3 separate regions of the Mus musculus genome follow, and all the other regions are linked to region 1. A link is a loop called in an ENCODE intact Hi-C map of the cell type or tissue named here. Cell type or tissue: left cerebral cortex. All regions are shown on one strand.

What was found. Peaks named below come from ENCODE experiments on the same cell type or tissue, not always from the same donor. Only the 100,000 strongest peaks of a DNase experiment are listed, where the experiment ranks them.
Region 2: it touches region 1 in a loop (2.6-fold over the local background); 12 of 42 quality-filtered maps call a loop at or near these places.
Region 3: it touches region 1 in a loop (2.6-fold over the local background); 12 of 42 quality-filtered maps call a loop at or near these places.

What each region holds. Positions count from the first base shown.
Region 1 is chr19:28,161,291-28,169,290 of GRCm38, reverse strand. No RefSeq gene overlaps it. Among named protein-coding and RNA genes, the nearest start is that of Rfx3, 150 kb to the right of the region's middle. In left cerebral cortex, a CTCF peak has its summit at 3,078; a DNase peak (open chromatin) is centred at 3,171; H3K4me3 peaks cover 910 bases; H3K27ac peaks cover 546 bases.
Region 2 is chr19:28,624,692-28,632,691 of GRCm38, reverse strand. The region is part of intron 2 of Glis3 (GLIS family zinc finger 3); the gene reads left to right. Among named protein-coding and RNA genes, the nearest start is that of D930032P07Rik, 50 kb to the left of the region's middle. In left cerebral cortex, a CTCF peak has its summit at 3,976 (motif pointing right); a DNase peak (open chromatin) is centred at 4,002; H3K4me3 peaks cover 213 bases.
Region 3 is chr19:28,542,908-28,550,907 of GRCm38, reverse strand. All of the region lies in intron 2 of Glis3 (GLIS family zinc finger 3), which reads left to right. Among named protein-coding and RNA genes, the nearest start is that of D930032P07Rik, 130 kb to the left of the region's middle. In left cerebral cortex, a CTCF peak has its summit at 3,774 (motif pointing left); no DNase peak of the experiment used is centred here.

The DNA.
Region 1 (8,000 bases):
CAGTAAACTTAGACAAAACAGGGTAGTAGTATGCAGTTGCTTCATAACCGATTTAGATCTGAATTTAATGTACGTTTATGAATGCTTCCCATCTACGTGTTATATTGATTCCATAGAATTTAGCTAAGAACTTCTTGGAGTTATCTAATACAACATCTGATCATTACGGGAATCCTGTATATGTCACAATCCATCACATGGTCATATGGCCTCTGTTCGAACTTCTGTGAGAGAGTACTAAGGAGAGGAATTCACGGGAGGTACTTTCCTGATTTTAATCTTCCTACTGAGAACTTCCAACAGAACCTTTCCAAGCTGAACTTGTTTCTTGCTGGTCCTTGTGGTTATTTAAGAGCGCTAACATGTTGCCTCCACGGTGCTTGGCTTTAGCCAAGCTCTTCTGGTAATCCCTCTTTCCATTTCTCTTCTTCTCATGTAAGCCCTAGACTACATGACTGCTCTTTGACATGTAATAATGGCTCCTTACCAACTTCTGCTAGAACTCGAAGCCAGATCCTTACTCATGTTGGGCAAGCAATCTAACCCTGAGCTGTGCTTCTAGTCCACTGATACAGTCAAGATTCTCAATCATCTTGGTTCATTGTTGTTGCATGTTAACAGAACACAGAGGGCGGGTCTACTATGCACTCTTAGCAGTTAGCAGCTGCAGTCTTTGCCTCCTGGGCTCTTTCTCTCCTCTCACAAGGCAGAAACTCACCCAGTTTCTACATCTTTGCTTTATAAGCCTCTTTAAAAACATCCAGTCACTCTCAAAATAACCTAAACTCCACTGTACTCCTGCTGGAAGGACTACATGAAACATACGATTCTATGAACAGGCCTGAATTTTGGCATATACTACTAAGTGCTTATTCCCTCAGCCCAAAACGAGATAAGACCTATGGATTTAAAAAATTTATCCCATTCTCCCAGGTGTCTGTCACCTGTTGGATGCAATACAATACTTATGATTGACTATTCTCTGTGTAGAACTGATGAATCTGGAAATGGCAAAATTGACCATCATCCAATGAATGGGCAACAAAGAAGCAACTAAATAATATTGGACTCAGTAGCTACTTGTCCCTCCAAAACACACACACACACACACACACACACACACACCAGCTGGTAAAGCCACCTGCAACTTGCACTGTCTCCAGCTGCTTATATAGAAAGAGCTCTGGACAGCTCCAGGCGTTCTTATCTCTTTTACAGATATCTGCCTCCTTTTGGTTCTGGGATTTAATCCTCTCTTGATCACTATCTTACCCTTCAGCCATTCTGATCCCCATTGACAGTGTAAATGTCACTTTGAAATAACTGTCCGTGCTATTTAGCTGGAGGAGGCTTACGCAGGAGGTGCTGTCACATGAGTTGGCGTTGGGCTATGTGATTTCCATTAAACAGAAGAAGGTCAGTGGGTAAGTCCTGCCTCGTTCATCTTTTGAGAAATCTTTCATACCAGGAGAAAATAAAAAGCAACCAATCTTGTCTTGCGTCTCCCCGCTCACTTTTTTCCAGGATTGTAAAATCCACATTACAGCCTGAGGTTAAGGGGCCAGGTAACAGCTTAAGAGTTAAGTGCTGTTGCCACTGTGGCCGTTGCTTCATTTGCTTGGATGTTTGTTCTGCCCTAGGGCTGAGTGGAGATTTCCAAAGCTTCTGGACCTCACTGCATCTAGCCACCCCCATCTTCTATTGGTTTCACAATCCTTCCCCAAATAACAAACTTGAGCAAACCTTCTCCTGTGGACACACCCACACACTCATGTGTTCTGTCGTTTTACAGCATCGATGACAAAACTGTCAAGCGGGAATGGGCATCTCGGTGCCTGGCTTTCTGCAGAGGACTGCAAGCTAAATGCATCAATTGCATGGTTAGTTCTACTCAACTTTCTTTCCATTCTGTGTCTCGCTTTAATACAACATAGCCTCAGATTGTAAGGTTTTTTTCCATCTCATTTGAGAAGAGGATTAAGTGTACAGGCCATTTTTGCCTGCAACCGACTTAAAGAACTTACCTTGTGTTCAGAAAGCATGGCATGAAGGGACTGAGTTATATTTTGGAAGTCACTGTCAACTGTTACATGCTAAAACCAGGTAATTTGAGTGTTCCAATATTGCATCTTAAGTGTAGTGTAAAGGAATACAGATAAACACCCCCATTTCCATACTGCGGTTGCCCTTCGTCCTTCAGGGAAGGAGGAGGGTCTGGGTCCTTAGGAGCTGTGCAGCCCTGGGAAGCATCTAGAAGAATCTCTTCCTCGTGGTTGAAGGACATTTCACCTTTGAGCTTTCCGGAGTTGTAATTTAGTCTGTTCAGAGGAGTGGATAAGAAAGAATCAAACTGCCCACAATAGGCCCATTCTCGACACATTCAGGAGGTACTTTAAGGAAAGCCGAGGTTAAGCACTTTATACTGCTCGAAGGGCAATGTTCCCTCCAGACACAACCGGCATCACCAAGACCTATGAGACCTTGCCCTTCAGGTCAGTTCCAAAGATCATCATTGAAAACATGTTCTCCATTCTTTACTATTTAATGGGGCCAACCTGGGCAAATAATGTTGGCCTGTTCTCCCATGGGCCTGCTCAGACCTCAGATCCCAGGCCCCGAGGGAGTGATTGAAATCTTAAGAGATGGAGTCACAACTCACTTGCAGTCTGGAAAACAATAGCGAAACCAGCCTTTTGCTTCCTAACTTTGAAACATGCTAACTGATTTTTTTAAATTAAAAATAAATAAATAATAAATAATTGAAAATCGAATTTGATGGCATGTTGTCTCTGTGACGAACAAGTTGGTTTAGTTATAAGAGGTATTTCCATTCATGTGTCTAGTGGATGTGCTACCTGTAATGTGTTGGTAAAGATCTAGAGAGAACAATAATTGAATGCTCTGTAATAGGGGTGAGGGGGGCTGGAGTGCTGGCAGGAGCGGGGGTGAGCAGTAATATGTATGTCCCTGTGAGCAATGCTGAGCCATTCCGGAGTTCTTAAGTACACAGTGTACATGTGTCAACAAGTAGACAAAGAAAAACCCAGACCTTTGATGACCCCTGGTGAATAAACTTAGCACTGCATTGCGGCGATGCAGCCGGAGCCACGGGTTTCAGCTCAGTAGCCCCTGCCTGCTTCTGCTCTCCAGAAACCAGAGGGTATTTTCCCTGAGTGCCTGCTTCATTTGTACTGCAGACTGCATTACTTACAGACTTCAGGCATCTGTATCCCTCTAAACAAACCTCACTTCGGTGCTCTCTGTCAGTGGAGATGAAACGTGTGTGTGTGCGCGCGCACTCTTTCCTATGTGCTCGGTAGTGACTTCTCAGCATGCGCGGTGTTATTTATAGGATGCGAGAGAACTCAGTGGCCTCCCTACAGCCAGATTTCTCAGTCGCTTTCACATTACATGTGTGTCTGTTGTTGTTCGGAGGGAGTCGTGAACAGTCAGTCATCCTTGTTCAGTAACCCAAATTAAAGTTAGGATTTGGATGTGGCCTCTTGTCTGTTCCTCCCAAGTGCCAGCTGAAAGAGCTCTTTCTTTTTTCTGCAGTTACGTCTTGTTTTTTTTTTTTTTCTAAACAGCTATATGTGACCAGCGTGGGGTTACTTGTGAGCCAAAAAACAGTCTGCATTTTGTCAGCTTGCAGGAGATGAAGTTTGTTACCCGAAGGAGGGTGGAAGGAGAATGCGTGCATTTTCACTGTATGCTCCAGGCATCCAATTAGACAAGGGATGACGCCCAAATGCTTATTTGTCACCCAGAATGACATTTACCTGGTGGCTTAAAATGGAGTGTAGAACTCCCCGTTTATACACTATCTTAGCTGTTGCTGTCCACCATAATTACCGGTGTTTATGGTTTTGAATCTAGGATTAGAATTTTTTTTTTTCGGGATAGCATTCTCGGTGTAGTGCCTCCACTTAGATGAATTTAGATGAGCTTTTAAAACTCTCTCTCTATTCTCATTGTTGCGCTGATGGACCTTTTTTGTTCTGTCTTTCTTTCCTCCATTTTAATTACCACAAACGAAAGAATGCTTTGCTCGCGAATAAAACTAGCTTAACTTTTAAAAATCAAAACAAACAAACAAACAAACAAAAACCCCACAACGCTCCCGAGACTAGAATAAGCACGGGCTGACACAGAAGGGGGCTCTCATTTTCTTGTCTGATTTTCAGCAGAGCTGGGAAAAGTTGCTTTCACCCAGGTGAGATCCAGGAAGCTGCAGCCTGAGATTTTAGCCAACCTGACAGGGGTTCATGAGTTCAAAGACTGAGTCGTTGAAGTTGCCTTCTTCAGTCCCCATAGCACCCAAAGCCTAGAACTAGGCGGGCAATGGTTCCAATACAGAATAGCCGAGCATGCACCTGTCGCGTTCTGGTCCAGACTGCGGTCATCCCTGTCTCTGCCTCCCTCAAGCATGTTGAACAGGTGCATCTTGGTTGAGGCCATTGTCCCTAGAGTAAATGGTTGGGGAGGCAGCAAGGAGATGAGGAAGGGAAATAATGAAACAGTGAGAAGAATTTGAGAAGTGACCCACTTTGAAACTAATCTGCGTGATCATTAACCTTTGTTTTTGCAATTAGCCAATCGGTTTTGATTTTAATTTATAGACTCTATCTGTGTTTACCACTTCATCGTGTTTTAGTGGCAAGTGTCTATATAGAGCACCGTCTTTCAAAAGCTTGTCATGATATTACTGTTGCCCAAACATTTCTATTGTTTTCTGTGTAGCTGAAGGACAAATTCCTAAGGCTCTCTGCCATACCATTTTCAAGTATTTCTAGAAGCGTTGCATTTTAAAACCTTTATGTCGTGCTTGAAGTCCTCTCATCTCTCACATGTATGTAAAGTATGTATCTCGACTGAGAAAATTTAACATTAAAACATCTCTCCCTTTATAATGCTAGCTGCTCACTGGGGCAGAAGAGTAGCTTTGCACAAAGGATTGGAAGTTGTCTCCAAATTGCTTTCAAACTCAAAGTCACAATGCTATGAAGCCACTAAGAGTTATAAGACACTCTCCACCATCTTAGACTCAAAGGATCTTCTTTCAAAGATGAGCTGGGCCTGCCTGCATCCTTATCATCAGATCAAGGGCTTCCTGCCAATGCTGAGCCCTTCAGCGTGATGGGAAGCAGTGGAGTTGAATGGGGGAAAGCTGTAGGAACCTGAAATGTTGACTTCCAGCAACTTCTCTCCCCTTCTAGCTATTTTGAGCAGATCCCAGGGAACCTAAGGACAACGGTGTCTTCAGTCATCTCCGAGTGTGACCTTAAGCTCCTCAGTCCTGTTGTATGGTAGCGATTAAGTTGGCCGTAGCTCAAGAGTGTGACCTAGAGCTAAGGGAAGAGCTCATGACAATGTCCAACCAGGAGCATCGTCATAGAGATAAACATCCAGCCTCAGGTACAAGCAGGATTCAGCAGCCATGCACACCCTAACCCTAACCCTTACTGGCTGAAGCCTAGAAACTATAGACACAGGATTCTCAGTCCTCTCCTTTGTCTAAACAAGTCTTTGAAGACCTTGGGCACTTGGTGACTGTGGGGGTGGGTGGGGTGAGGTGAGGTGGAAGAACAGTTATATAGCAAATGCCTGATCCTACATTTGCCCCTTAAAAGGCCAGGTTTCGGTTTAAATAATTATTTTTTTTTAAATTATTGCAAGTAGCAGCACGGCTTGGTGCATTCCTTCTTTATAACTGTGCTAAGGAAAATGAATAATTCACCTAATAGTTTAAACAAGAGGCACTGCCCAAGTTGAATAGGAGAAAACCAAAACGAAGCCCTTGGCCTTAAGAGTGTGATGCACACATGTGATTACGTCATTTCCGACAGTTCGCCCTTCCTCGGAGGATTGCATGAGAACCACAGGGTCTGGAAGGAGGCTGCCTGTTCTAATGACTCGCCTCTCACTGTCCCTTCCTCTCCAGGGACAGGTTGCTGCATGGCAGTGTTTGCTAATGATGGGAGTTGTTCTGTGAGTAGCCTGGAGCCTGGTTTGCAGAAGTTGGGTTTAACCATGGATACCATTGAGTAGAAGGAATTGATCTACACCAGGGCCTGAGACTCAAAAGTAATTTACAAATGTAAATGCTATTCAGCTGTCTAGAGAAACGAGTTATATAATTCAACAAGTAACTAGTGAATGTCACCTTACATTATTCCAGTGATGTCACTTGATGTGGCAACTAAGGTCTTTTAATCTGGCTGTGATCTGCTGTTTGCTTGATCTCCTTCCACTGAACATGTGAGTTCTGGTGGCTCAGAATGATTTATGCAAATAATTAATTGTTTTTTGTGTGGTGTAATGTGTGTGTGTATCTCTGTGTGTGTATCTGTGTGTGTAGTGTGTGTATGTGCAGTATGTGTAGTGTGTGTGTGTGTGCATGTGTTGTGGGGTATGGCCTTGTATGTGTGGACACTTGCCCATGTGTAGAGGTCAGAGGACAAGCTTGAGTGTTGGTGACCAAGCTGGCTAGGAAGGAGCAGATTCCTCCCCTGCCCCTCATTTCCCATATACACACCTATAGATATGCTGAGATCACAAATGAATCCCTGGGTGCCCTACCACTTTCAGCTTTTATGTGCTTCTTGGGATCCAAACTCGGATTCCCAGGCTTGTACAGGAAGAGCTTTACTCGCTAAGCCATTTCTCTCGCCCTCGTGACTCAGAATTACTGATCTTTTCCTAAACTCATCACACTGCCTCATTACCATGGTCCTTGCGATGCTCTTTCTGCTTTTTGGACTACCTTCCTCTGTCAATAAGCTCCTCCTTCCTCCTGAAGATCTGTTCCCGGGTTCCCCACCACCACCAGTGTTTCCCCACACATTTCATACTGAATGTCAATCATTTGTAAGCTGGCTTCTCCAATCATCTAGACTACAAATACCCAGTTGTGATGCCTGTGGTATTTGCCATTTCTCTCCAGTTCCTGGAACATGCAGGTCTTTGTCAACTCTTTTAAATGAAGGAACATTTCAAGCATTGTGTCAAAGAGGTGGTGCACTGAGCTACAAAAATGAAGACACAGCCCTTATCCTCAAGGAGATTGTAACAGTGAAGAAAATATGTTAAACCTACCCCGGCTCAAAGACAGCTTCTAGGCTGGTACTGGGGATGCACAATGCTCTGTTAGCATAGAAGGAAAATCCTTGTTGAGAATATATTTATTCACTCAGTATTTGCTTTTTTTAGTTAAACAATCAAAGTTTGGTGATGGAAAAGATAGCAATTAAATTGGGGTTTCAAGTTTCATGCAGTGGTAAAGTTTGGAAAGGCTGAGCAGAGCAGAGTTGTTGGCACAACCAGTAACCAAAAACAAAACAAAACAAAACAAAACAAAACACAAAAACAAAAACAAAAAACCCCAATGCATTAGGAAAATAACAATAGCGCTACGTTGTTGAACTTGGAGAAATCAGGAAGGGGTAGTTGGAGACCTGTTCTGAAGACCTGTGTTGAAGGAACTAAAATAGCTTTAGATTATATGAAGGAAGCAATGAAGATGCAGAAGGCTGTGGGGACAGAAAGTGACATGGTTGGTGTCTGTGTCTTGTGAAGATGTGAATATGGAAGCCGGTCGGGTGGCTGGGATGTAGGAAGTACTCTGAATTCTTGCTGGAGTAGTAGGATAGTTTCCAAAAGAAGACAGTTCTAAAAGGATAAGAATCAAGAGAAAAATTATGTTATATTGACAGGCGGCCCCCAAATCTGAATAGAGACCCTAAGAATAAGCAGAATGGATAGCTCGTTCAAGAGACCCATTAAAGGGAAGAGTCTCATCACCAACTGGTGACCCAAGAGAAACCAGACGCATTAGCTTTGTCATACCAAGGAAGGGTAACGCTACTCAAATAATAAAACCAGAAGAGTATAGGCTCCAAAAAGCACGTGATGGGCGTGTGCTGGGCTTGCCCTTTGCTGGAAATGCTCACTGGATATGTGGGACTGAGGCCTAAGAAAGATGTGACAGTGGAGGTAACTCT
Region 2 (8,000 bases), 460 kb before region 1:
TTGTCCCAGGATGTCAAACAATCCACGTGAAGTACACATTTTACTTGAATTTCTATGAAGGTTGGTGAGTTATAAAAATCTTGATATTTGGGTCTGGAGAGAGGGCTCAGTGGTTAAGAGCACTGACTGCTCTTCCACAGGTCCTGAGTTTAATTCCCAGCAACCACATGGTGACTTAAAACTATCTGTAATGGGATGATTCCCTCTTCTGGTGTGTCTGAAGAGAGTGACAGTATACTTATAAACTTAAAATAAATACATAATTCTTACAAGTATTTACTGTAAAAAATAAATCTTACTCTTTGGAGCATATGTGGTAGATTGCATCTGTAATCACAGCAGTCAGAAGGCTAAGGCTGAAGAATTACTGTAAGTTCCAGCTTATAACGAGCTACCTAATGAGTTCCACTTTAGCCTGGGATACAGTGTAAGGCCTTGTCTCAAACAAAACAGAACAAAACCAACCAAGAAATACCAACCAACTAAAAACAACAATAACAACACCAACCAAAATAAAAAAGCACTAGAGCAAAGCCAAGCAAGCAAGCAAGCAATCAAACAAATCCAGTTGAAAATTTTGATTTTGAAAGTCTGCAAACATATTTATTTTGCTTTAATGGTCCTGTGCTACTACAGTTGGGCATAAAACTATTGATTGACAGCTTCTTCCTTTAAAACTTAAAATACATTGAACGGTGCTGGCTTTGCTTCCTGCTTTTAAAAGAAAGTTATCCATCTAACTGCAGTTTTCCCTGAGCCTGGGGTTTGTCTGTCAAATCTCAGTGGACTAGATGTGAGCTTGGTTGTTTTTTTCCCCCCTTTCATCTTCAATCTAAGAACATGTTTCTCCAGTTCTAGACAATTTGGTCAAACACTTAATTTATGTAATTCACTGTACTCTTTAATAGAGTAATTTCATGTATATCAGAGTCTTTTAGCTCATTTTCATGCTTCTTACTTGAACTTTAATTTCAAAGACAACCGTACTTGCCTTTGCATTTTTCGGGATGAAGAGATAATAATGTCTCCGAAGCAATGCCTTTGAATTCACTATTCCTTTTGCATGTCTCAGGTTTGTTAAACTAAGCTTAACTTACTATGTCTGTACTGTACAACCTATGACATTTGTATGTCCTAAGAGTTTGCTACCTAGCAGTATTCTGCTTTTCTTGTTTTCATACGCCCATGCTTGAAATCGATGCTCCATTCAACTCATGGCTCATTGTAAGTGTACTTAGAGTCTTGTCTGATTATTCTAACACGTTAATTTCACTTGGTCTGAATTCACAACTTGACGGTTGGGTCGATTTGGTTCTCTTAGACGTAGATTCTTTTGTGTTTTGGAAGTCTAGTTTGTGGGCTCCTTTGGAATGTGAGGGGTTTTTACTTGTTTTGTTTTGTCCTTTTATTTTTCTTCACTGACTAATACTTTTCTGGTTTTACAGTTGCTTTCCCCTGCCTCCCTAGGCCCAGCAGATAATTAAGTATTGTAACAGAGTTTAACATTTATTTCTGTGCTCTGGGCTGCTGATTGGAGGACTATGGTGTATTCTCAGAGCAGGCCGGCAACATGGCTGAATTTTTAGGGTCAGAGCTACTGATTCCTGGAGCCCCCCAGCCTCCTTCATTTCCTACAACTTCTGCTGTCTGGTGGGAATTAGTCCTAGGCATTAAGTAGCAAGATAAACTGCTTATCATGATGCAGTTTGGATTTTTGTCTCTCTTAGAAGTCCCAGTATGTTTATTGCTTTTGTTTGCTTCTGTTGTGAGTTAGTCTCCTCAGCTCCATTTGTGTTCCCTCCCTTTCCCCCTCCCCTTTTGCACCTCCCCCTCCTCTTCTCCATTCCCACTCTTCCCCTCCCTCCTGCCCACACCCTTCTTACTTCCTCCTACTCCTTTCCTAATCATTAATCAGTTAGAGTTTGTCTCTTCTGGAGACTAACAAAACTTGATTGGTTTTGTTTGTAAAATTAAACATTTAGATGTAAACTACTGGGTCGGGCCTGAGCAGCTGTCCCTTGAGGTTGGCTTACTTGGCCTGCCCACCCCACTTGCTCCCTTCCTCAGGAACTCTGAGAGGCTGTGGTATGCCTGTCCTTTCTTCTTTCTCTTGCAGGACTGCTTCAGAAATTAAGGGATTTATTTTCTTCCTGCTGTTACCTTGATTGGGCAGTATTCAGAATAAATTTCAAAGCTCCACCTTCAGTGTAAATGTCAGTATTATCTTAAGTTAAGGAGAATGATATTAAGAAATAAGTAAGTTTACAGAAATTATTCTCATGAACCAATATTCAAGAGACGTGACATTTGATATGATGTGTACTCAAGTATAAACTCCTTCTCAGCTCTCATGTATGTTGTTATTGAAATAGCTGAAAAGCTTCATCAGTTGTTAGAGCCTTTCCTTCTTCCTTATTCTTTTAAAATCAGAAATAATATTGTAATAAAAACTTTCTATGAAAGCTTTTAGAAAAGCAAATGTTAATATGGAAATGTTTTTATCTTTTTTCATATCTTAATAAATCTGAAGAGAATATATATGCTTCAGGGCACTTCGAAATGTACCTTGAGTACACATTAGGCTAGGGGTAGCATGCGCTCTGGAAGCTTCCAGGCCTCCTTTCCAGTCAGGTGATGACCCACACCACCTTCCTGCCTGCCCTTCCAGACAAGCTGTGTTCCTTGCCCAACCCTTTGTCTTTTGGTCTTGATAATTAGGCAGCATTAGAGCTGTTGACTTACTTTCTTTTCTTTTTCCTTTCCTTTCCTTTCCTTTCCTTTCCTTTCCTTTCCTTTCCTTTCCTTTCCTTTCCTTTCCTTTCCTTTCCTTTCCTTTCTTTCAGATATAGTACCTTCAAATCAGCTGTTATAGTAAAGATAGTACTAATTTTAAATTAATTTTATTATTTATTTATTTATACTTTTATTAGGTATTTTCCTCATTTACATTTCCAATGCTATTCCAAAAGTCCCCCATACCCTCCCACCCACTCCCACTTTAGTCCAGAAATATGGATGTGTTGTAACATTTCTGTATGGAGAGAAAGGGAGTTGAGTGAATTGAGTCTTGTAGTTTTCTCCAATGGTTGAGCCTTTGTCACTGGTGATGACTATACTATAGTTGATGGGTTTTGTTTTTTGTTTTTTGTTTTTTTTTTTGAGTAATTTCTTGCGTGTGTGTTCGTTCACATGTATGCACTCAACCATGTGTGTTTAAGTAAGTTCGAACTGAGAGCAACCTCCAGTGACTACCTCCTTTGAAACAGAGTCCCTCATTGGTCTGTAGGTCACCAGCTGGCCAAATTGGTCCAGCATCAAGTCCCAGGGGGTCCTCCTGTCTCTGTCTCTCCAGCACTGGAACTACGAACATAGGTTACTCTCTGGGCATTTTTATCTGGGTTCTGTAGATAGAAGCCAGGCCCTCTGGTGTGTGTGCTTTACCATGGATCGAGCTCTCTCCCAAGCTTCGTCCTCCCTCCCTCCCTCCCTCCCTTCCTCCCTCTGCCTTTTGCTCTCTTTCTGAGGTTAGAATGCTTACCGAGTAGCCCAGGCTAGTCTTGAACCCATAATCCTCCTTTCTTGGCTTCTTGCATGCTTTCTCTGAGAACTTCTATAGAGACATGAGTATCTTCCCTTTGTTCATAGACAGCAGTGCATTAGCACACACCACCCACAACACCATTTTGCACCCAACAATTGATTTCATAACTCATTCGCCACCAGTCCATGCAAAGCTGCCTCGTGTTTTTTTTTTTTTTCCACTTCAGTAAAGAAGTTAATTATTGCTAGGTTATAGTTATGAACAAATCATTATGCAAAAGTGGACAGGCTTCGTGACATGCTATGCTTGTTTTCTATCTGAGCACAGTTGGCTGTTGGTTGGTTCTCCCAGCAGGCAGAGTTTGAGCCTTCCTGTTGAGGAAGGTAACTGCAGTTTCAGGATGGTAGTTAGCCCTTCAGTTCTGTGTTTTCAACAATAGGTGGCACCAGTAATTTCTGTATTGGGGCTGTGTCGAGATAGAAAGCACGATCATTTTTCATTTCCTATCTTTGTATTCACAGATTATTAAGAGCGAAGATGTGCTTAGCCGTAAGCCTGGGGGCTGGCACCTGTATGCATACATCCAGAGCAGATTAAGAAACGCTTTGTAGGAAGATACCTGTGGCTCGAAGCTGCTTCGCTCTTCTCACCCCAGCCTGTGTTTGTAGCAGTCACTTAGTGAGCTAAGACATTTAGTTAGCACACACATATTCAGTGACGGTCAGTACAGCTAGCATGTACATGAAGTGTATCTTTTCAGGCATATCTCTTAGAGATGATTTTGTGGGAAATTTCATCTTGTGACGCGTCCATGGATTGACCGTTGCATGGGGCGCTGTGTATTCTTAGGACTTAGCCTGTCTAACTGGCATTCACTGGTTTTCAACTTGGTCTCTGTGCTAACCCGTTCTCCCTTGTGCTCCCTGTTGCGTGGGCCTAGACCTCCATGAACATTTAAAACACAGCTCTTCAGATAGAATCATTAGCCGCAGAGAGCAATCCTTTCCCTTTCTTCTCGTTGCCACCTGGAAATTCCCTCCACCAATTTCTAATTTGCCTTTCAGAATTCGCCTTCATTTCTGTGCCTCGCAATACAAGGCTTTGATTACTGCATAAGTAGGCGATTGTCCTGGCTGTTCTCCGTTTTGTTCTTTATCAGTATGGGGAGAATAATTCTTCAGCTTCAGAATTAAGAAACAAAAAACAAAAACCAAAAAATCTATAACATGTTGTCAACAAGCTCTCCTGGGTCAAACACACACACACACACACACACACAGAGCCTTAGGGATGGTGAGGTGGCAGATAGATTCATGTGCAAACATCTGATGTGACGTGACTCTGTATCCATCCCCAGGATCATGCAGATGTTGGAAACAGTGAGCAGAGCTCTACTGCTTTTGATTTGAACTGGATCAGCACAGCTTCTCTTGCTTGTTCCCTCCCGAAGGCAATTCGTACACACCTCCTTGGCTTTCACCCGGTGTCACGCCTTGAGTTGGTCTTGTGATTTTTCCTGTGGATTTCTGTCTTCACGGGGCCTTTGATCCTACAAGAGTCCCAGGTATCTCTGCTGTGTAGCATTGTGCTAAAACCTCTGATTCTTTCTTTGTGTGCCAAGTACCTGGCTCTTAGATTTAGTGACTCCTTCAAGTATCAAGCTAATTATTTAGTCGGTGGTCAGAATCTCAGGAACAGAACCAAACACCACAGCTGTGTACTGAATTGTGAGCATCTGAGTGTGTATGCGTGCTCAAGGGCACGCCCGAGTAGTGATCAGAGGACAACCTTGAGTGTTGGTCCTCATCTTCGACTTTGTTTGAGAGAGTTTCTCTGGTGGTTACTGCTTCTTAGCCGAGCATAGATGGTCTGCAGACCTCCAGTGACATCTCTGTCATGACACCGAGATGTCATATATTCATACTACTGCAGCCAGCTTTCCCATGGGGTCTTTGGATCTGAACTCAGGTCATTGGGCTTATGCATCACTTTAGCTTTGAGCTCACTGTGTAGCCAAAGCCAGCCTTGCACTCATGAGACCTCTCCTGCTTTAGCATCCCAAGGTCGAGGCTTACCAGCATTGGGCAACACATCTGGCCTTGTCTCACATTATACATTGTGTTACGGTAGTGGTGCAGCGGCACTTATTACAGGCCATGGAATCCTGGAGTTGTGGCGCTTGCGGTGTGAATGAGAAATACCCCTCACAGGCTTAAGTTTTTCTGTGTGGAGAGGTTTGGGAGGTGTGACCTTGCTGAAGGAAGACCCTCTCTGTGGTCAGGCTTTAAGAGTTTTACGACCTCACTGTAGATCCAATTCCTTCTGCTTGTGATGGAGAATGAGATCATTTAGCTTACTGTTCTGTCTGTCATGCCTGCTTGCGTCTATGCTTCTCCCAGTGATGGGCTTATCTGGCACAAAGCCTGAATAAGCCTTTCCTCCTGTAAATGGTCTTGCGTTGGGTATTTTATCACAGCAACAGTCTTGATACCCTGAGTAGTTCTTCTAATTTTTCGTTCAAGGTTATCATTTTAGATTTAACTTTTCAAAACTTTTGTAGCATAACATGACCTGGTTGATTCAGCCGTGCATTTCTGGAACTGAGGAAGGAAACCCACCCTAGTAAGGATTACCTAATTACCTAATTAACTAATAGAAGGTGGAAGGGTAAAACAGGCATTAGGCTGCCAGCTGCTGGAGACAAGGAAGGGAGACTGCATACTCCAGTGCCACACCCTTTGAGCAAGCTGAGGGACCATCTGCAGTGACACCTGCTCCTGTCTAATTTGTCCACTTGAGACTGCATCTTGCACTTCCATTCCAAGGATCGGCCTCATTTCAACTTCTAGCGCTAGCTCATCCATACATGTGTCTGGGAAGGTGCACATCTTTCAAAGACGGATCATTCTGATACCCCGTAAAACCAGAGGGGTTAATTTTTCCAGGAATGGATTTCACACTAACCAACAGTAGTAGTTACCACTTAATGAGGGCGCTGCCTGAGCATGGTTCTTTACCCATTGGCCTTGTGGTCTTCAATAACTCAAGGTAAATCCTGTAACTCCTACCCCATATTACAGCAGAGGAAATCAAGACTTAGGGATGGTGAGTGGCTCGCACTGGTTGCACAGGTGAGACGTGGATAGATTAAGGAGAACGGGCTCTCCCCTCCATATTCTACTGCCTTCAAACTTTGAAATACTGCTCTACGTCAGAGGGGAGCATGCAAGCATACAGTTCCTTTATCTGGACTCCTGCTTAGCATTTTAGGAGAGGCCTCTCCCTGTCAGTGTAGACAGGTTGCTTCTGACCTCGATGGTCCAGCCTGGCAGTGTAGACGGGTTGTTTCTGACCTCGGTGGTCCAGCCTGGCAGAGCCCCCGTCAGTCTTCTCTGGGGAAGGTGCTGATGTTCCTCTGCCTGCACTTTGTTTGCTTTCTGGTTTTTGTTTCTGTTTAGTCAGCACGGTGGTTGTGATGATGAGATGCTGAGCACTGGGCGCGCAGTTGTTAAAAAGACACACGTGGACCTATCACCCTGGAATTTTATAGACTGCAAGCTTAATGTGAAAATGAAAAATATTAACTGAGCTAAAGTTTCATTTATTTCTGTCCATTATTGTCAAGATACTGGGAAACAGAAATTAACTTGAGTATTTATTGGCGAGCATGTTGAACAAAGACACTTACATGAATATATTGTTTCATGGGTAGGAATTACTAATTCAAACCAGTAAATGTTTGAAATTGATTAAAGGGAAATACTCAGATTCTTGAATAATGATTCAAATATGCTGAAACCTAATATCTACATAGTACATGTTTTGAGTTGCTAGACGACATTGAAAGGATGATCCAAGGTAGGTGACACTAGCAAAGACTCTTGCAGCCATAGGGTGTTGAGGTGGGGGATTTGTGGCTTTTCTCAGACCCTCTTCCTTGTTTTATCCCAAAGAAATTAAAACTCAAAGAAATGGCGCACGCAGCCTCTCACCCCCCCCCCCCCATTGCTGACTCGGAAAATGAATAGACCGGTTTACTCAAGGTCTCAAGGGTTCAAATTGTGAACATTTCTCCCTTTCATATATTAGCAATGTCAATGACTTGAAAATTAATGTGATTTGAGCTTCATATTTCTTTCCCTTAGATGTGGTTGAAGTGCTATGAGTTCATCACGAATGAGGAGTTAAGTCTTCTCTTGAGCCTGCCTTGTGAATTTCATTCTCTCCTACCAAATGACCTCACTAGAGCCAGTGACTCAAAAGGCAGGTTTGCTCTGGGTGACCACTCTAGAGGACCACATTAAAGTGCCCATGCTCTTTGTTTGTGCAGGAACGAGTTTTCTCAGCTCCATCACTGGATTCCAATGGGGGGAAATAAATTACTCATGCATGTTCTAATGACTAAAAAATTTTCCAGTGTCCTGGCTGTCTAGTTCTCATGGTGTAGAGGTTCCATGAC
Region 3 (8,000 bases), 380 kb before region 1:
TGCTTACATTTCCTCTTTGGTTTTCGAGGCTAATTGTGGGTGAACTTTATTTAACACTCTTGCTATACTGAGAGTCTCTGCGGAACAGGGAAGCTTTCAGTTAACTTGGCAAATCATTACAAGGGAGAACAGGAGGGTCAGCAGAAGCTTTTTGTACTAATTGGTTGATAATTGATGTATAATGGCTGAGAGATGGGACTTTAGAATATAAACCCCAGGAACGACGTCGAATCTATCATCCATCTTTATGAGGTGTCTGGGAGCTATGTGGTCTTTGTAGCATCTTGCCAGAAGTGCTCAGCAGTGTGGGAAGCAAGGTGAGAGCTGAGGCCCACAAAGTGAGGTTCTTAGGAGTCAGGACAAGCATAGGGCAGTTTACAGTCTATCAGGTATAAATGTAAGCCCATGTAATATAGACATGAAATGAGTAGGGCTGGCGATTCCATTCTTTGAGGTCAACATGCCTGCAATGTTAGGTAAAGTTGGAAGCATGTTGGTGTAAAAATTGTACACTTGGGAAATAAACACAGGCAAATGAAGCTGAGCCCGCGAGGGCAAGCTAGTGGGGGAATGTATGATTCCTGGGTCTCTTCTTGAGTTACGACTTGGCCTCTTTATTTGATCACTTTGGGAAGGAGTCACAGAAGAGACTTTATAGATGTACCCCACCTTCAACTCGGTTTTCTCAGTTGTTATACTTTAGTTATAAAACCCCCAAATTTACTCTAACTCGCTTCTATAACCATTGTGTGACTTTTCTTTGTCCACACTGGCCCTTCTTTGACTTCTACTTTCTCTTTCTCCCATTGCATTTAGTCTTCCTCAACTCTTGGGGAAAGAGTTTACTCTGGGGTGAACTTCCAGTGGCATGTACTGTAACTTACAGCATGGGCCCCCATGGCAGACAGCCAGTTGTGCCAGCATTATCAGGTTAGTGGGCTCAGAGCAAAGTTTAATTGAAGTGACCCCCTCATGATGCTAAACATTAGTCTAGAGTGGAATCAGCAATGATGTGAAATATCCAGCTTTTAACATCAGATACAAAGAGAGGAGGAGCCGGGTGTGGGGGCACACGCCTTTAATCCCAGCACACAGGAGGCAGAGGCAGGCAGATTTCTGAGTTTAAGGCCAGCCTGGTCTACAAAGTGAGTTCCAGGACAGCCAGGGCTATACAGAGAAACCCTGTCTCGAAAAACAAACAAACAAACAAACAAACAAACAAAACAAAACAAAACAAAAGAAAGAAAGGAGGATCTCTTGGCTTGTGGTTTGCAACCATTCATTACACAGTGGCTTCATTGCTCTTGAGCATGTGGTAAGGTACATATGAGGGTTCTAACACAGGAGCACACTCTCCATGCTATAGTCTGTTATCAATCCTATTTCTTAAGGTATCTCTCAGCTCCCAACAGTTTCAGGCTTTTGAACAGTCCAGGTCTCCACAGTGGCCCAGGTCTTCTGGACCAACTGAACAGATTGGCCCCTTGAGCACTGCTTCCTCCTCGGCTTTGTGCTGGAGAAACCTACTACAGGCACCTGCTCCCCTTTGTTGGTTTCCATGACTGTATCCCGCTACTTCTTCTTCATCATGTGTCTTTTCTTCCTTTATTGTTTTAGCTGATTAATTTCCATAGGATTAGTATGTTATTCTTGAGTGGCTCCCTATGGAGGAGGAGCCCCTAAAAATTCAGTCTCCTCCCCCCCCCCCCCGGCAACAAACGTACTTTATATGTCATTGCTTTCTCTGAGAGATTTATTAGGTACTTTGTAAGAGCTATAAGAAACCTTGTAATAAAAAAGATGTAACCTTTGTATTATTGAGGTGTTTTGAAGTCATTTGACCATGGGCATCTCTAGAAGCTTTCCCACTTAAGTGATGCACCTTTGGAGAGCCTGAAGAACTTTGAGAAATATCTCTAGGTTAATCTCCTTCAGGGAATTATCTATAACGTAGTAACTTCTGCTTTGAACTCCCGTCTATATAATTTAGCTTCATATTCAGTCCTGCACAGTGCATTAACCTTATCTGATGGCTCCTAGGTGAGTCTGTTTGATGTCTGCAGATTGTCAGCTCTGTGATGACAGGCTGCTGTGCCCAGTGTTTCTTATCTCCCATGGGTTGTGTGCAGTTCTGAGCACTTGCTAATGCCTCCATTCTGATTACTAGACTTTGGCATTTCTAGCCAACCTCTCCGTAACTCGTAGTGACGTACTGCGTACACTCGTATACAGTCACTTCATGGTCAGTGCTGTGGTTTCAGCAGGGAGGCATTGCAGATGTTCAAATACTCCACGGTAAGCCTAGGATGTCTGCTATGTAGGAGCTCATTGTTTTCAGTCCTTAGAAGGGCCGTGAGTGAACGCACAGTGGGGCTGGTGACCTGGTCCTGGAGCCACACTGGTTTTTCATGGGGCCCCTTGGAGAAAAAAGCCTGTTTATATCCATTTCAGGTAAAAGTCATGCACTTTCCTGACTTCTCTCAGATACCTCATGCTTAGCCCATTGGAGAGAAAAGAAAGGAGCCGCCAACATGATACAGCGCCTTGCCCCAAGCTATGTACTGCATTATGGATAGGCACCCATGTTTCATTGTATGACGGGAGTTTGTGGGATAAAGGTAGGTTTATTTCAGCATTTGCTTTGAGACTTTATTAAAATAGCTATAGTCTCATGGTTTCTCTTAAGAACAGATGGGGGCAATGTATGATAAATCATATTGCTTTTAGAATTAGAACATGCATATTCATGTTTGCAGAACTTAGACATGTGGAAGGATACACATTTGGCTGTTCAAGTTGCATGTCTTAAAAGAACACTGCTGCAACTGGGCAGACGTGAAAATACCATGGTTTTTATGTGCTTCTGCGTTATTTGACTTTAATGCTTATTATTTTAAACTTGAAATGTAAGTAAATGTGATGCCGACAAGATGTCCCTAACACAATGTAGGCAATGCTCTGATACATGCTAAGTTAATAAATCCAAGGCCTAAGAATACATGTGTTATAATCCTAAACATAGTTTGGAACCTGTGGGGGGGGGTTGTGGCACTGTATAGACCATTTCTTCCTTATCAGAATATTCTCTTGTATTGGTGGAGAATAGGTTGTAAGGGCAGAGTTTTGAGTAAGGCCCAGTGATCTTCATGTCTGGGCCCCAGAATCAGGCTGTCTTGCCCTCTCTGTCTGGGACCATCTTACGGCCACATACCTACCTGGTAAGGCTTGCCTTCTGTGGACACCTCTGTCTTTCTGGTTTTATCCCTAGAAAAACCAAGAAAAGCAAGAACAGTTTCTTGAGCCATTCTTTCCTACTTAGTCTTGGTCCTACCTTAGAGAAAGACTGGGCAGTTCCTTTCTTAGAAAATGAGGGGTTAGCAAGAGGTGCGGGTACCTTTTGGGGGCACATAAATAATCACTTCTGCCCTTGTGGTTCAATTTGTATTAGAGATTGTTCTGTAGCACAGGGAATATGGCCATAGCACAAACCCTTATCTGCAGTGCTTTCGAGCCACCTTGTAGAACTGTATCTGTTGCATCCCTAAGAGGGTAGGAGAGGATAGCCACCTCTTCCCAGGCAAACTCAAAACATTTCCCGTAGCAGCTGAGACTTGCTTGCTGTTGAAAGGGGTCTTTTATATTAGGGCCGAAAGAGATAGTTCAGTGGTTAAGGGCACTGGCTACTCTTCCAGAAGACCTGGGTTCTGATTCTAAGCACATGCATGCTGGCTAACAACCAACTGTGGTTCAGTTCCAGGGGATTGGAGCCCTCTTCTGGCATCTGTGGGCACTGCAAGCATGTGAGGGAAACTAACTTACATGCAGACGAAGCATCCATTATTTAAAAAACAAAACCCAGAAAGCTTTTAAAAGGAGTTCTTTTTTATATTTGGTTCCTTTCTGTATTGATTTAAGGAAGCCATGCCTGAGTTAGAGTCCCCAGAGGGAAGGAGAGCACTAACTCTCATAGGTTGTCTTCTGATTTCCACACGAGCACATGGCATGTACACCTACTCACATGCATATGGCTGCACACACGCATACAGCTGCACACACGCACACACAATGAATGAATGGATGAATACGTAAGTAAATAAATACATGCTGGAGATAACACTTCTGACTTTTTTCTTCCAGACTTTTGAAAAGATTTTGTTTTTAAAAAATCTGATCTGGGGGATTTTTAAACTTTGCTTTATTATTTCTATACTCTTGTTTTGTTGTAAAATGCACTTGAGGTAGTTCACTTGTGATTGGCCTCCTAGTCTGAGATAGTCAGATCCTTTCCTAAGCAGTGAGCTGAGAGGATGGATGGGAGAGATGTGTAAAGGCTGGCTATCCAGGGAGGGATTGGTACACTGTGCGGGTGAGTGTGTCTGTGTGTGTGTGTGTGTTGTCTGTGTGTGTGTATGAGTGTGTGTGTGTCTGTGTGTGTATGAGTGTGTGTGTGTGTCTGTGTGTGTGTATGAGTGTATGTGTGTGTGTGTTGTCTGTGTGTGTGTGTGTGAGTGTGTGTATGAGTGTGTGTGTGTCTGTGTGTGTATGCATGTGTGTGTTGTCTGTGTGTGTATGAGTGTGTGTGTGTCTGTGTGTGTATGAGTGTGTGTGTGTCTGTGTGAGTGTGTGTGTGTGTTTGCGTGTCTGTCTCCCATGCACTGTGGGCTGTGAGTACTCAAGGGAAAATTAAGTCTAGAAATAGTATAAAATGGTACTGGAGATATGTCTGTCTGTCTGTCCGTCATCCCTTCCTCTCTCCCTCCTTCCCTCCCTTCCTTTTTCTTTCTTATCGAAGAACATTTTTATTCAGCATCCTGGCCTTGCTTTTCATCTTCACCCTGTCACTCGCACAACTCCATGCCCCTTCTCTCTCTAAAACACAAAACAAACAAGAAGCACACACAAGTCCCCTCCCCAAAGAAAACCCCCACAAAGCCCGGAAACCAGAAAGCCTAAAAAAATCGTATAGAATCTGTTTTGGGTTGGCCAGCTATTCCTGGGCCTGGGGCCCGCCCTGAAGTGTGGTTATTTTGCCCAGTGAGATACCCACTGCAGGAAACTCAACTTTTCCTTTTCAGGTGGGCACTGACAACACATAGCTTCTGGCTAGGGGTGGGAGCCCAACAGGAAGGGGGCTTCTTTAATAACCCTTAGCTGATCTGTGGAGTGTGTGTTTATTTGTGTCTTATGGACAAGAGTGAATATAGAGATCAGAAGACAACTTGGGGTGTTGTTTGGTCACACTCCATCAATCATCATCATCATTATTTTGATAAAGGGCAGCTGGCTGGTCTGGACATTTCTAATACGTTACAGTGGCTGCCCAGACAGCCCTGGGGATCTGCTTGCCTTTTACATGCTCAGTTCTGGAAGCACAGTGGGGTGTGGCAGTTTCCACCTGGGGTCTAGAGACTGAACTTGGGGCCTTGTGTTTGCAAGGCAGGCAACTCACCACTGAGCTATCTTTCAGCTCCTAATTCAGTTAACTTTCTCAAAGCATTTAGTCAGTGCCACACACTAAATATATCACACGTATTAGCTCTTTCAGCCCTCTTAACAGCTGTACAGTTCTGCTGGCATTAAACTCCTTTTAGAATCGGGAAGCCGAGACAGACAGAGACACGGAATTCTTAAGTAATGTGGGGAGATTATAAAGCTAGTGGGTGGTGGGGCGGGATGTAAATGTGTGCTCTTGACTCTGCTGACTTTAGCCTCTCCCTTCTTCCTTTTGTCTTTCAACTTTTCCATCACCCTTCAGTGCTCAGGTATCCAATGATTTACTAAACGATTCTTGAGAACCCCCCCCCATGGCTCAGAATCTTTCTTTATATGACATGATCCTGGATTAGAAAGCTCTACATGTATTATTGGTAATGTAATGAGTAATTGGTAATGAGCATCGTATTTTCTTCACTAGTATTGCACCCTTGCTGAATGCCTTGAAAATTTAAGATCATACATTTAGGAATTAAAAATATCAAATCTACGACTTATTCTGAATGCCCTAAAATTGATAAGAACAAACTCTTCAGTTCGTATGTTAGGTGAAGAAATGAGAAAATCTGGATTATTTTCATCTATCTCTAGCCTTTTCTTTAGGTCTTCAATGTTACAGAGTAAGATGCTGCACAGAGAACCCAGATGCTTAAATGTGCTGTGTATTATTTGTATGTTGTTATAAACGTGGTGGTTGTCATTAGAACAATCCCATGCTTTAGGTAACACAACTGTTTATATCTTTGAAGAAGTTACTAGGGCAGAGACTATTGGCTATTGTCCCCATAGCCAATTAGGACAGGGGGCAGGATGTGAATTTATGTTACTAATATTTTTGCCTTCAAATACCCTGTGTGTGTGTGTGTGTGTGTGTGTGTGTGTGTGTGTGTGTGTGTGTGTGTGTAAGAACCAGGCAGTGGCCTCGGTGATGCCCATCTTTTCACCACCATCTGCATCCATGCCTGGCTCATGGTTAGCGTTCTGTAAGTGCCAGTTGATTATCGATTAAGAACAGCAAAGCTTTGATCATGGTAGAGCAGCCCTCTCATGTGTAGTACATTTTTTGTTATCCTCTGTTTCTGCGTGAGTTTTGGGAGAACAAGCGTACAGACCTAAGCAGTTAGGAAAGATGGAACCTATTAGTGGTCTATAAGTACAGCCTCATCAACCTTGACTTCCAGAGAAGAAGACGCTCCACTAAGGAAGACACCATGAAAACCAGGCTTATTCTCAAATGGCCACTTAGTTCAGAAACTCAAGGATGCAGAACGTTTTGGGCTTTCCACTAGCACACAGTGATCTTGGCTGGAACCTATGTGGTACTCAGAGTGCCATCCTCTCAGATCTTTATTTGAGCAGTAAACACATTTTTAAACACACACCATGTTGTCTCTAAAAATAAGCGATATTTCAAAAAGAATACCAGTGCCCAAGTAGTTGGCACATCTGGTAGTCAGAAAAGCTGTATGGTTTGTTTCTACTGAACAACAAGCCAGAGAACATTCAAACTTGGCCAGTTGCAAACTTCTATCTGTGATGACACCTGGTTTAAAAAAAAATTGGCTCTAGGCTCAAAACAGAAAGAACATTGGAAACAGGCAGAGAATTAAACATCATTTACTATCTTTTTTTATTTTATGTTTTATTTTTCATCATTTACTATCTTGTTTGGTGCAAGGAACTATGAAGAAGTGGGACAGAAAAGCAAGGACAGACATGAAACACTGCCCTCCGTGACAGTGTCTGCTGGCATCCACAGTGCTTGCTGCATTACGAGTCCTTTGTATGTACAGTTTAGATGCAAAGCCATAATGAGGCAGCATTGATGTTTTCCTGTTTTCTAAATGGTCAGATAGGAATACTGACTACAAATATTCAGAAATTTGCCTGGGTCACACAGAGAGCCTTGATCCCAGGCAGGCTTCCCGCAGAGTTCACACTCCTGCTCTGTAGTAGCTCACGGCTGATTATTATGTTTGGTATTCTGAAAAAGATTTAGACTGCAATGGTTTGTTAATAGTGACTCTTGGTATATTACTGTTTACTTCCATTTGTGAGCTAGTTGGCATCATTTTCTAGAACATTCTCATAGCTGCATACACATATTGCACGTTTCTGAGAAAGTCACCCTTTCAGCACCACAAGCTGTCACTTTTCTGTGGTTAGAGGATGTGACATTGGTCCATGTGTTTGGAGTAGGGGAGTGGAATGGTGCACCCTGATGAGGAAACTGGGCAGAGAAAGATTGGTGTGTCTATTACAGAACTACAAAACAGTGTGGATGTAAGAGTCTGGGCTGGGGGCTTCCAGGGGAAGACGTGATCAGCACAACGTTCTGGACCAGAAGAATGGATGTAGTCTTGTTCTTTTCACCAGCTTCATCATCCATTCAGCTTGGTCAGCTACACTGTGAAGAAGTATCGGAAGATTGACTCGGTTTGGATTAAAAAAAAAGGCCCCATGTTTCATAAAAGACAGTTTAGAAAGGCGTCTATGAAAATAATTGG